2 separate regions of the Mus musculus genome follow, and region 1 is linked to region 2. The links are chromatin contacts, found by POLR2A ChIA-PET in ENCODE. All regions are on one chromosome and are shown on one strand. Each heading gives the region's core, a stretch centred on a gene start or an enhancer-like site at or near the end of the contact. The rest is flanking DNA. Distances are from core to core; before and after follow the strand shown.

The links. ChIA-PET counts read pairs that join two places held with the same protein, here RNA polymerase II (POLR2A).
Region 1: POLR2A ChIA-PET joins it to region 2 with 10 read pairs in embryonic stem cell. The contact joins the promoter of Mtch1 here to the promoter of Cdkn1a in region 2. POLR2A ChIA-PET finds 5 or more read pairs at or near these places in 3 of 5 experiments (Patski and embryonic stem cell).

What each region holds. Positions count from the first base shown.
Region 1 is chr17:29,343,998-29,350,639 of GRCm38, forward strand. It overlaps Mtch1 (mitochondrial carrier 1), which reads right to left and starts at 3,935. Exons shown (of 12, transcript NM_019880.4): 1 at 3,470-3,935. The coding sequence starts at 3,790.
Region 2 is chr17:29,091,275-29,097,521 of GRCm38, forward strand. Cdkn1a (cyclin-dependent kinase inhibitor 1A (P21)) reads left to right here and starts at 2,495. Exons shown (of 3, transcript NM_007669.5): 1 at 2,495-2,587.

The DNA.
Region 1 (6,642 bases), core at 2,685-5,184, 250 kb after region 2:
TAAGCTTACTGTGAATACCTCCCAGACCCGTCCCTGCCAGTCGCAGGCTTAGCAAGCGTGGCCTTAAAGCCACCTGTACGGCTGTGCTCTAACCTCAATCACTCTGTAACGCTAGGACAAGATGGCCCTCGTTTCCGCTCAACCACTACAACCTTCGCTGTAAAGCAGCGCATTAGAACGGAGGAACTGTCAAGCCCACAGACAGACAGAGAGAGGGCTGGTCACCATAGCCATATGAGACCCCTGTGGAGGAGCCAGGGTGCTAAGTTTGCCAACCAATGAGAAGCTCTGCTGCCAGCAGGGAGGTGAGGGGTACAGACCAGAGTGTAACGGGATGAGGACAACCTCCCTTGGGCCCTCAGGACAGACCTGAGCAGCAGCAAAGGACAGGCCCGCAGGTTAGGACGCCAGGCCGTGTCAGCAGTGCTGGGTCGGCTGCTGTGCTGTGCTGGCTGCTGCTTTCCCTTCCCTTTCTTTAGGAAGGTGTTTCATCAAAGTCCACATTACTCCAGTAGACCTGACTCTGAGATACACTGAAGGTGGCTGATTTTAAATGTCTTAATTCTTTTTTTTTTTTTTTTTTTTGGTTTTCTGAGACAAGGTTTCTCTGTGTGTAGCCCTGGCTGTCCTGGAACTCACTCTGTAGACCAGGCTGGCCTCCAATGTAATTCTTATTTATTGTGTCTGATGTGAGGTCGGAGGTCAACTCTGGAGTCCGGTTTCCTCTGGCCACCTTTGCTGTAAGTTCCAGGGATGGGACTCACATACTTTGGCTAGAGCAACAAGTGGCCAGTGTGCTGCTAACCCATCTCACAGCTCCTGACTGTAAATTTTTTTTTTTTTTTTTAAAGATTTATTTATTTATTATATGTAAGTACACTGTAGCTGTCTTCAGACACTCCAGAAGAGGGAGTCAGATCTTGTTACGGATGGTTGTGAGCCACCATGTGGTTGCTGGGATTTGAACTCTGGACCTTCGGAAGAGCAGTCGGGTGCTCTAACCCACTGAGCCATCTCACCAGCCCCTGACTGTAAATTTTTAAAACCCTTTATTGTGAGGTCTTTTTGAAAAAAAATGACGCTCACAATGGCTTATCCAGAAAAGAGTTAGGTGACCCAGGCAAACAGCTTTCCCTTCCAGAGTTCTTCTTCTAGGTCAGAAGTGGCCTTCCGCGTCTTCAAGTGGAGGGTGGTCCTTTGTGCTGGAACTTCAAGCCCCAAGCTCTTGCTATGATGCTGCCCACCAGTCTTATCAGCACAACTCCAACCTGATCCTAAAACCCGAACCCTCAACCGCACATCCTCACGGCTCTCAAATCTGTTGAGTTTATCGTCTTATGTCTACTGGGTTATCAAAGGTACAATGTGAGCCGAGGTCACGGCCTACTTGATTTGTCCTCACGTCATGCTCACCTAGATCTGTTTCTAACTGTCCTAACCACAGCCAACACCGTGATCCCGTACCTAACACCAGCAGAGCCAGTTTGCCACCTTCAATACCTCTGCCTGCCTCCACCCCCGCCCACGAGTCTTGATCTGAGGCTCAACATCTAGCCTGCACACCTGTTCCCTGCAAAACACAATCTGTTATTATTGTTGCTTTTTTGTTCAGTGTTACCGATTACTAAGCTATAGCCATTAAGCTCCCTGAAGTTGTCACCCCCAACAGAGCTCTTAGGCTTACACCCCCCTGCCATCTAGTTCCCATCACCCTTTGGGCTCCCCTTCACTCTCTAGGTCCCTCTCCAAAGACCTTTCATTCTTTCAAACCCCCACACTAATGCCACCATGCTCCCAATGATAAGCCACTTCCCCTGTGTCCTCCCACACTACACCCAGAGCCCCCCCGACCCTCTCCGCCTGCCATCCTAAGGTCCAGCATTTGATTCTCACCCCATCAGCTCCTAGCACCTCCAACTGCTCAACTCAGATACCTGCAAAGCCCAGAGTCCCTCCTAAGCTGAGGCTTGCTGTGGCTGCAACACTATGTTGTAAATACACATTCACATGACAGTAGGTCAGTGCTGGTCTCCAAATCCCCCTTTCAGCCGTCTCCAAATCTCTGCACAATTTGATGCCCAATGGCCCTGACAGTATCTTCTCATTCCTTATATTTCTAGTTAAACTCCAAATTCTAGAATCCCCATTCCTCAGACCCCAGGGCTTCAGCAACTCCCATTCTTTGTTTGTTTTTCTCGAGACAGGGTTTCTCTGTGTAGCCCTGGCTGTCCTGGAACTCACTCTGTAGACCAGGCTGGCCTCGAACTCAGAAATCCGACTGCCTCTGCCTCCCAAATGCTAAGATTAAAGTCCTGCGCCACCACTGCCCAGCAGCGACTCCCATTCTTAAGGCCTTCTCATTCCAAATGTATTTCTAATTCTCTCAGTTCTATGACAAGGATAGTACAATAATCTTCACACTCACTTGCCTTAAATCAAACCTCAAATCTTAGCTGGGTCTCCAACTCAATCCTCACCACCCATCCCCCACTCCTTTGGAAAATGCTAGGCTTCATCTTTGATTATCAGTCTGAGCCTGAACCACGCCAATCAAAACTCTCCCCACCTCCATCACACACCCACCCAATTCTGCCAAATGCACAACACCTCCTTCCAACCAGATCCCTCCTCCCCCTTTACCCTTTCCTCATCCTCTATTGGAGTGAATTGCTGCCAACAAGCAAAAAAGCGTTTAGGTGCCCAAGCATCCTTGAATCCAGACATCCCTACCTTTGCTCCAGCTTTGACAACCCTTACCTATTGTGCCTATCCCCATTTTCTGCCCATTCCCAACCCACGCAGACACAATTACTTCAATTCCTTCCTTCCTCCACTAAATGCGTCATCCCATTCTCCCCTTCCCCCTAAAAGCCGCCTCCTGGCTCCCCTTTCCAGACACCGCTCCACTCCCCCCCTCCACCAATGCGGAGGCCCCTCCTCCCACCAAATCTGTCGTCGCCATCAAATCTACAGGCTCCTTCTCAAGTAAACCGATAGCTCTTCCCTGCTGCATTCTTTCCCTCTGAAATTTTTGGCCCTGCTGCCCACTCCTTTGTCCCTCAAAGCTTTCATCCATCTCTATAAATCCAGAGCCCCGCTGTCCTCTGCCCCAAATGTACTCACCTTCTAAACACGTCGCTTTTGTACCCAGCCAGCCCTCATCTACCCATTCACCAAAACTTCTCGGCCCTCCCCCAATCCTGTGGCTTCTTTCCGCACCCCAAATCCATTACCCTTCGGAATTTCAAGCTCACTGCCTTCGACTACTTATCTCCCACATCTCATCGCCTTTCCCTGCACCCCCAAATCCCTTCCTACCCCACGTCTGTCACTCACGTCCCTTCGCTCCCTCCCAGCACCTCCAAATCGCTTCCTTTCCCACGTCAATCACTCAGATCCCTCAGCCCCCTCCCTGCACCCCCACACCGCACATCCCATCCACATCCTCCCGCCGCGCCCCCCGCCCCACCTGGATCAGCAGCTTCACGTAGAGCAGCGGGTGACTGAGAGCCGTCACGCCCGCGCCCAGCGCCACGAACAGCGCCTCGGTGGTCGGGGCGTTGTCCCCGGAGCCCGGGGCGCCCGGGCCGCCGTCCATCCTGCGCGCCGACGGCTGAGCCGCGGGCCGAGGATGGCGAGGGTGCGCGCGGTGCGCGGGTGGCGGGTCCCGAGCGCGGGCCTCGACTCCGGCCGGCGCGCCGCCCCGAGCTCCTGCACCAGCTCCGGCTCCCGCCATCCCCGCGGCGCCGCCGGGAGCCCAAGGCGCCACTTCCGGGTCCGAAGCCCCCATGGCGCCAGGCGTGGAGGTCACTCCCCGTCACGTGGTGCTGGCCACGCCCCGAACGTCAAGGGGAGGGTCCTGGCAGCACCACTCACGCCGCGGGGCGAGGGGGCATGGCGGGCGGGCGAGTGTTGTTCCTTGGTGCTCCCGGGCCCGCCTCCTCCGGCCCGGGGCGGGTTCTTTGCAGCTCTGTGCCCGCCCCTTTGCGGACCAGGCCAGTCACCGCAATCGTGCCTACGAGTCTCAGTCTGTGTGCCCTGCTTCTGCACTCCTTCAGCACGATCCCGGGACCTGTGTAGAAACCCCTCAATAGTTGAGTAACTCACAGCTGCTGAGGGCTGGGAGCACTCTTTGCCTGTGCACTTATGAAGGCCCGGTGCTGGCTGCGTTTAGTTACTAAATAACTAGGCCTGGGAGAGCTCTAGTCTAGTGCCTGGAGCATAGTGCTACGCATGCCTTGAGAGCAATTCTTAGGGCCACCTTCCAGGAAGGTGCTTACTCCAGCCGGTGATTTGTTTCCACCTCTGAACAAGCACAGCAGCTCTCAGCTGGTCTTGAACTGCCCAATAATAGAGTCTTCTGGTAATGGACCTCAGAGTCAGCAGGGACCCTTTGGTCCCTAGCAAGGGACCTTGTCCTCTTGCTAGTTTGCAAGGAAGGTCTTTGGAATGGTCAGATATTTGCACCCTCCCTGATTGCCCGTGGTGTAGGTTTTACCTCACGTTCCTGACACTTGCCCACGCAAATACTTTCCATCTGTGGGCTTTTCCTCCGTATTGTCCCCAGTGCCTTGTTTTTCCGATCTGTATTTGACTGTCCCCCATTGGACCGTGTTTTTGTATGGCCCATTCCGAATGTGGCTCCCTGTACCGTACTACCGTGTACTGTACTGTGTTGTATCATATTGTATTGTCTGGCATTAATATCTATCTTCTATCACCGCAAATATAGGAATGCATAGAAAGTATATCTTCAGGGAAACCATTCCTAAGGGAATGAATGAAGCAAACAAAGTAACAATCCAGTGCAGTGGCACACACCTGTAAAGTAAGCCCGATACTCAGGAGGCAGAGGCATCAGGATAGGAGTTCAAGGCCAGACTGAGCTGTGCACCATGCTACATCAATTTCCTTGGCTGCAATTGATAGCTGGCTGTTAGCAATCACAATTCTTTCATTCACATCTTAGTTACTAATATTATCTCAAGATACAGATCACACTGTGATTATAAGTGTGTGTGTGTGTGTGTGTGTGTGTGTGACAGAATGACTTCAAAGGGTTACAAAGGCCACAAATCTCAACAATTTGAAAGAGTCCTTACTGGAGGCAGAGGCAGAGAAAGCCACTTCTGAGGTTAGATATTAACCAGTCCATCTGGAGAACGGCTCAGGAAGGGCAGAGCTGCTGAGGGCTTGCAGGACTGGGTACAGGTGGGTGAGCAGATGGACAGACAGATGGATGGTAATTCAAACAGGCCACATCAAACACTGGGAACCCAGCTAAACTGAAGCCCCTGGGATTGCCAGGACTTCTCATTCCTCTGTCCCTTGACAATATACACTGAGTGGTCAAAAGATAGGCCTGACGTCCAGAGTTAGGTGTCTTCCTTTCTATGAGGTCCAGGTGAGAGAGTATTGTACCCTTCCCTAGTATGATGGTTTGTATATTCTTGGGCCAGGGAGTAGCACCATTTGGAGTTGTAGCTTTGTTGGAATAGGTGTGACCTGGTTGGAGTAGGTGTGTCACTGTGAGTGTGGGCTTAATACTCTCACCCTAGGTCAGTCTTCCACTAGAAGCCTTTGGATGAAGACATAGAACTCTCAGCTCTGCCTGCGCCATGCCTGCCTGGATATTGCCATGCTCCTGCCTTGATGATAATGGACTGAACCTCTGAACCTGTAAGCCAGCCCCAATTAAATGATTTTTTATAAGACTTGCCTTGGGCATGGTGTCTGTTCACAGCAGTAAAACCCTAACTAATATACCTGGTCTGGCATGTCACATTCTGAGGCCTGGTTTATTTTGTTTTATGGGCAAGAGTGTTTTGTTTGCATTTCATTTATACTTATGTACACCACATGTGTGCCTGGTACCCTAGGAAGCCAATGGTTGTGAGCTGAGAACTGAACCCAATTCCTCCGTAAGAGCAACCGGAGTGCTTAATGGCTGAGCCATCTCTTCGGCCCTTACTATGATTTTAGGGCACCCATGTGCCTGTAGGTTTCCTCATTCTGCTCTGATACGTATCAGTCAGTTAGTCTTTACATTTAGGAATAAACTATTGTCTTTGCCATGTGGGTAGTGGCAGAGGTAGTTTCAGGACAGCCAGGGAAACCCTGTCTTGAAAAACAAACAAATGTCCCTGAGTCTTGGGCTCCTTTTGGGGAGAAAAAGGAGAAAATCTAGCATCTGCTCTTGATAACCATGGCTCGTTGCAGTAGAAAACCTGCCCTGTCCTGTGCACCACCCCGCCCGCCCAGAAGTCCATCCTTACAGCCTGCTTCCTAGTGCCTCTCCTGTGTGGTTTCAGTTGGCATCAGCGATTGCTAATCATCGTTGAGACTTCCTGCCTCTGAGAACTAAAAAGGGCAAGGTCTGATCCATTTTCCTTTTCCTTTCTTTCTTTTAAAAAAATTTGGGTTTGTTTTTAGCAGTACTGGGGATGATGGAACCTTGGCTGGATCTTGGATCTCCACCTGTAGACCAGGCTGACCTTGAAGTCGCAGACATCCACCAGCCCCTGCCTCCTGATGGCATCAAAGCATTTCTAATAAACTCCAGGGCTGCACACATCCTACGCAATTAGTCTACCTCTGAGCCATACACTCCAAGCCGGGGTGGGTGAATATATGTATATGTGG
Region 2 (6,247 bases), core at 1,245-3,744:
TGCCTGACTATACATTCAAGTGCAAGGCCAAGAATGTTTGTTAGAAAGACTGAGTAGTCCCAGACTTAATAAATATTTGTTGAGTACTTTTGTGGTGCTCTGGGAAGCCAGAAGTTGTTTAAAATAAATCTCTCCAACACCAGTAGGGTAAAGGCACAGGAGGTCACAGCACTCAGCAGTTCAGTATAAGCCTTTATTCAAGCTGTTTTCTCCCAAAGTAAACAGACAGACAATGTCACTTCTATCTGAGAAGCCTGGAGGCCAAGGGGATTTGGGCAGTTTTGACATCCTGTGCTGGCCCCTGACAGCCCAGCCCTGGGATGGACGACTTGGATGCAGGGACTGGACCGTTCAGGAGCTGGGGCATTGTGGGAGTGGCCATTATGTCTGTCCTGGTTTGGGGGTCTGAAGGGGGTCCTTCAACTGTGTTTCTGAACAGGATGAGGCTTTTGAGGGGGGTTGGGAAGGTGGCCAAGCCCTTCCCAGACTTCCACCCCCCATCACAGAAGAGGAGGCCTGTCTAGGTCAGCTAAATCCGAGGAGGAAGACTGGGCATGTCTGGGCAGCGATCTCTAGACATCGGAGAGCAGATGTCAGAACTCACAGCTTCTCCAAAGCAGGATTTTGATCTTTTAACTAAAGATATCCGTTCAAACTAAGACTCCAGTCTCTGCTTTATTTAAAATTTTTGTTTGTGTTTGTTTTGAGAGAGAGAGGAATTTGTTTTTGTTTTAGAGGCAGGATGTCATGTAACCTTGATGAATTATTGGTCCTCCTGTTTCTGTCTCCTGAGTGCCGGGATTACAGATGTATGCCGCTATCATCTAGATGATGCCTTACTAGGGATCCAACTCCTGGCTTCATACATGTTAGGCAAGCGCTATATTAACGGAGCTACATCCCTTTTTGGATGCATGGTGATCTCAGATAGCTCAGGCTAGCCTTGAGCTCCAAATCCCCCCTGCCTCCCAAGTACCGTGATTTCAGGCATGTACCTCTATGCTTAGCTGAGATGGTGGTCTTGCTATGTAGCCCATGTGACCAGGCTGGATCGTGTAACAAGACTGAAGAAAACCCCCTTCTGCTGGGTGTGATGGCTCAGACCTGTAGTCTTAACTCTAAGCAAGGAAGTTAAGGCAGGAAGATTGCCTTGAATATGAGGGCCACCCTGGGCTACATAGCGAGGCCTCGTCTCAAAAGACCCCAAACAGAAGGAAATAAAACTGACTAGAGACATGGAGGAAGGTGGGAACGGAGAATGTCTTACTGCTATGTCTGTCAGGAACATCCGTAGATGTTTCTAGAATTGTCCTTTATCAATGTCATTTTAGTGGACTGTCTGGATCTTGGGAGGGGGAGTATTAGACATTTCCCTCATTTTGGACCCAGAGAAAGAAATCTGCAAGCAGAGTACTCTGGGCAGCTTGCCAGAGGTCAGCAGGTAGCCATTAGTGTGGTCCCAGTCAGGTCTTGATGCTCTCACTTGCAGGATGTATTATGGTGTGAGAAATGTTCACATGCTGGCTTCTGAAGAGGGGAGAGGGGAGGTAAGGAGCCTGGCGGCTGTTTTTCTTGGTAGTCCGTGGTCTGAGAACTGGACTCAATCTCCCCGATTTCTGAGGCGGTTGACAGCATCCTTTCCTTCTGTGGAACTGCTTTCCTCGTCTGTGAGACAGGGAGGAAATGATCGCGTTCTGGACCCGATGTCCGAGGGGCTTCTGGGAGGAGGGGGAAAAAAATCTCCAGACATAGTGGGACTTCTTGGGATTTTAAACTATTTTTTATTATTTATGGGCTTGTTTTGTTTTTGAGAGGGTCTCAATGGATAGCCCAGGCTGGTCTTGAACCTGTAACGCCCCTCGTGCCTCAATCTCCCAAGTATAGGATTCCAGGCTTTTGCTATCATACTCAAATGATCAATTTATTTATATTTGAAACAGTGTCACATATTTCAAGTTGGTCTCCATCGGAATAGGTAGCTGTCAAAACGACCTTGAATGCCTATTTCCCCCTCCTCACCCCCCACTGGGCGCTGTTATTACAGACGTGACCCCGCATGCCCAGTTTATGGGGCCCTGGAGCTCCAACCCAGGGCTTCACTTCCAGCAAGTTAGGCAAACACTGTACCAACAGACCCACCTCCCGAAACCCAGGATTTTATTTACTAATATCAGTGATCTGGAAAAGAGTTAGTCCTTCCCACAGTTGGTCAGGGACAGACCCATAAACACTCACTCAGCTCTAACTGTACTGTTGTTCATAGATGTATGTGGCTCTGCTGGTGCGCTGCGTGACAAGAGAATAGCCCAGGTGTGGGGGAGGGGAGGGCGCGCCCTCTTAACGCGCGCCGGTTCTAGCTGTCTGGCGCGGGCTTAGATTCCCAGAGGGGAGGGCGGGCCAGCGAGTCCCCGGGATCGGTGAAGGAGTGGGTTGGTCCTGCCTCTGAGGGGGCGGGGCCTGGGCCGACGCTATAAGGAGGCAGCTCGACGCCAACTGCAGCAGCCGAGAGGTGTGAGCCGCCGCGGTGTCAGAGTCTAGGGGAATTGGAGTCAGGCGCAGATCCACAGCGATATCCAGACATTCAGAGGTGAGAGCTTCGTGGCAGGGAACAATAGTTCTTCCCCGTAGCAATGCGCTGAGCCCAGTGGGTGTCCCCAGAAGTGTGTGTGTGTGTGTGTGTGTGTGTGTGTGGTGATGAGTGGATCACCTGTGTGTGTATATGTGTATTTGTGCGTGCCCGCCAGAGTCACAGGTGTGTCCGCGGCAGGTGGATGACGGGTGTGGGTCTGAGCGTCCGTGGTGGCTGAAGGCTTCGTTTGTTGGAGTGTGACGAGGGTCAGGCTATGTCGCGGACTCGGCATACAGAGTCTGAACTCCAGGACCACGGATGGCAGCCACTCTTCCAGTCCTTGGAGACCGGGTCCGAGCGATGGCTGGCGGGGATCGGCTACCGGGAGCTCGCTTCTGGTTGCCAATGTTTCTAGGGATTCCAGGTGCGGCTCGCCCAAAGCGTGAGAATGAAGCTCACGGTGCCCCGAGATGGGTCCTGGGTGGCGGTTGTGACAAGCTTCGGCGAGTCTATCTAGAGCTTAGCGCAGAGCGGTTCTCCGATCCCATGGGTGCCGCCGGATCCCCGGTCCTTGTGAACCAAGTGCCCTGTTTCGCGGTAGCCACCACCCCACTGGGCTCTGAGGTCAGCGCGAGCTGTGTCCTCCGCCCTCGGGATCGTGCCTGGGCACGTCCTAGAGGACAGGCGAGGAGGTGACTCATTGTGACAAGGAGACCCCGGGCACTGGATTGAGACCAGAATCGCGCCACAACTGGGGATGGGTCAGTGGCAGCCCAGAAGCCCCTTTCCCTGCCCGGGTACAGCCTCGTTCCTGCCCCGTCCCCTCCCCCGCGCGGCACAGTGACCTATTTGGCGGGCACAGTATGTTCCCAGGGAACCCGGGACACGGGGAGGTCCAGGACGCGGTGTCCGGTCCCCGCTCGGCGGCGCGCCCTCGGGGACAGGGAGTCTGGGCGGGTCCTGTCCACCCTGCCAGCCCGGGAAGCGCAAAGGGTCCCACCCACCGCGCCCACCACGACCCGGACCAGTGACCGTGGGGCGCGAGAGGAGCCCGCACTGTAGAGCGGCCGGTATCCTCGCGGAGTGAGGCTTACGGGTGCCGTACATCAGACGCCCCGGGGCTGGGGCCCTCGACCCAGTCCACACCCAGTGTAGGAAGGTGACCAGGCTGAGTGCGCCCACTAGGGCACATCCATTCCACTCGGAACCTCCGGGGACAAGGGCTACACTTGCACCCTGGTCGTGCGGGAAATACTTTGGGCTTGGGTTTGGCATTTGGGGGCGCGCTGGCAGCTTCCTCTGTCCCCTACGTCGCGTTTCAGAGAGGACACTCAGGCGGTTTTTTGTTGTCCTCGCCCTCATCTATTTTTATTTTCCAGGGATCTGACTCATCGCGTGCTTTGGGCGTGGAGATCAAGGTGGAGGGGGCCAGAGCTAAGAGCACTTTCTTTGCTCTCGAGTGTCCGTGCGTGCGTGTGTGCGTGCGTGCGTATGTGTGTGTGTGTGTGTGTCTGTGTACGTGCGTGTGTGTGTGTGTGTGTATGCGTGCGCGCGCGCGCGCTCAGTCTGGTTTCCCAACATAGGCGGGAATTTAGGAAGCCTGGGCTCATCGTGACGTGTTTTGTGGCCCGGGGTCCCCCTCCTTTCCTCTCCTCTCTCCACCCCAGGGTGACGCGCAGCTCCGGTGCCCAAGCAGTTTTGGCGGGCGGGCAGCGCCGGGCAGGAAACTGACTCACCACTCCTTGCTCGGCCTACGCGCCGCCTACCGAGCGCCATTTCCTGAGTGCACAGCGCCCCCTACCGGCATCAGTGAGGACTGCAAGGCCGGCTAGGCGCGGGTGGCACCACGGGCTTCTGCCACCCCCACCGCGGCTTAAAGGGAATTAAAATATGCCTGATGGCCAGATACAAGTGATTTTAGCAGGGTGTGCTAGCGGACTATTAGGGAGGCGTGGCCCTTGAGAGACAAGGTGGAGATCGTGCCCCTCTTGGGTTCCTGGTCTTATCTTCAGCTATGAAAAACTGGGGACTATCCAGCCTTAGCCGAGTCCATTGGTGTCTTCCCTTCCTTCCTCTGGCCCCTGTGAGCTACCGTCTGGGGAAGGGCACCAAACTTGTTTTTCGGCTCAGTTTGTCTGGGGAAATGAGCCAATCTATATTTCTATATCTATATAGATCTCTCTCTCTGTCTCTGTGTGTGTGTGAAAGAGAGACAGAGACAGAGAGACAAGCTTACAAAATGGCCCCAGCTACCAGTACTATATAGACAGGCTGGCCCAGTGGCCTGGAACTCATAAGGATCACGTGCCTCTGGTGGAGTGCTGGGATTAAAGACTCTCCCCATAACATGGAGCTCAGTCTATATTTAATAAAAAAGCTTTTCCAGCTGATTTTAATGGAGTCCTCTGGTCATGCCCCTCAAGGTGAGAAGACGAGAGAATGATCAATACTAGACCAAAAGGGTCTGAATTCAAACCCCGCTTGTGAGCCCTGTGCCTTTGGACACACATTCTGAACCTGGATTAGCTCTGCCGTAAAAGAATGTGATATTGCCATCTATTAACGATAGCTTTTGGTGGCTTACAACTGCAATCCCAGCACACTAGAGGCAGAGGCAGGAGGATGACTGAGTTGTACTAAAGGATGTGAATAGGCCCCAAGCTCTACCTGTAGGCAGAGGCCATCTGAGGTCCTTTAGGCCTCTGAGGTCTGCACCTTGAGAATCCTTTTGCGGGCAGTGGGAATCCTTGTTAGACCTGTGTTTCGGTTGGTTGGTGTTTAGCCAGGCTCTCACTATGCACACCAGGATGGCCTTCAACTCACAGACATTTTGCCTCTGCCTCCCGAGTGCTGTGTTTTGGGAATTGGCTGTTTTACTTATTTATGGAAGCCACAATGCTGGCCACGTTCCCTATGTAGTAGCCAAGGTAGACCCTGAACTTCTTTCCCTACCTCTGCCTCCAGCGATTACAGGTGTGTGCCGCCACACCCAGTTTTATAGAGAGCTCCTTGCTTAGCACAAGGCCCAGGCTTTACCATCGGGGCCCCAGACGCTTCATCTCTTCTGGCTTCCTACCTTGAATCATAGTCTGGGTACCCCCTTCTCTCTTCCAGCTGTGGGCAAACTCACCCTGAGGTCTTAAGGAGCTGGGCGTGTGTATGTGTGTGGTAGTGTATGTGGTAAGAGCCCAGGGGGTCTTGCCTCAGGAAGCCACTGGGGCTCACCTTGCAAGCTCAAAGGCCCTCCTTAGAAGCTGCATCCCCTAGTCTTGGAGTCAGGATGGGCCACTCAGGTATCCCTCTTTCCTGGAGAGGAGCCAGGTAAACCAACACCTTTAACTTTTTTTTTTTTTTCAGTGCCTGTAAAACGGGTTCCTTGGGCACAGGCTATAGGCACGTCTGGGGCTGGGAGGTGTCTAGACTCCAGATTACCTGATCTGCCTGGCAGGATGTGGCTCAGCCTGGGAGAGAGCCTTAACCCCGCTCCACCCCTTCAGACTCTCCTCTCCCCCAGGCTACTGCCTCCCCCCAGGCTGCTGCCTCCCCCCAGGCTACTGCCTCCCCCCAGGCTGCTGCCTCCTCCCAGGCTACTGCCTCCTCCCAGGCTGCTGCCTCCTCCCAGGCTACTGCCTGCCAGCGTCCTTTGGAAAGGCCTCCAGCCTGGAGCACCTGTCAGTG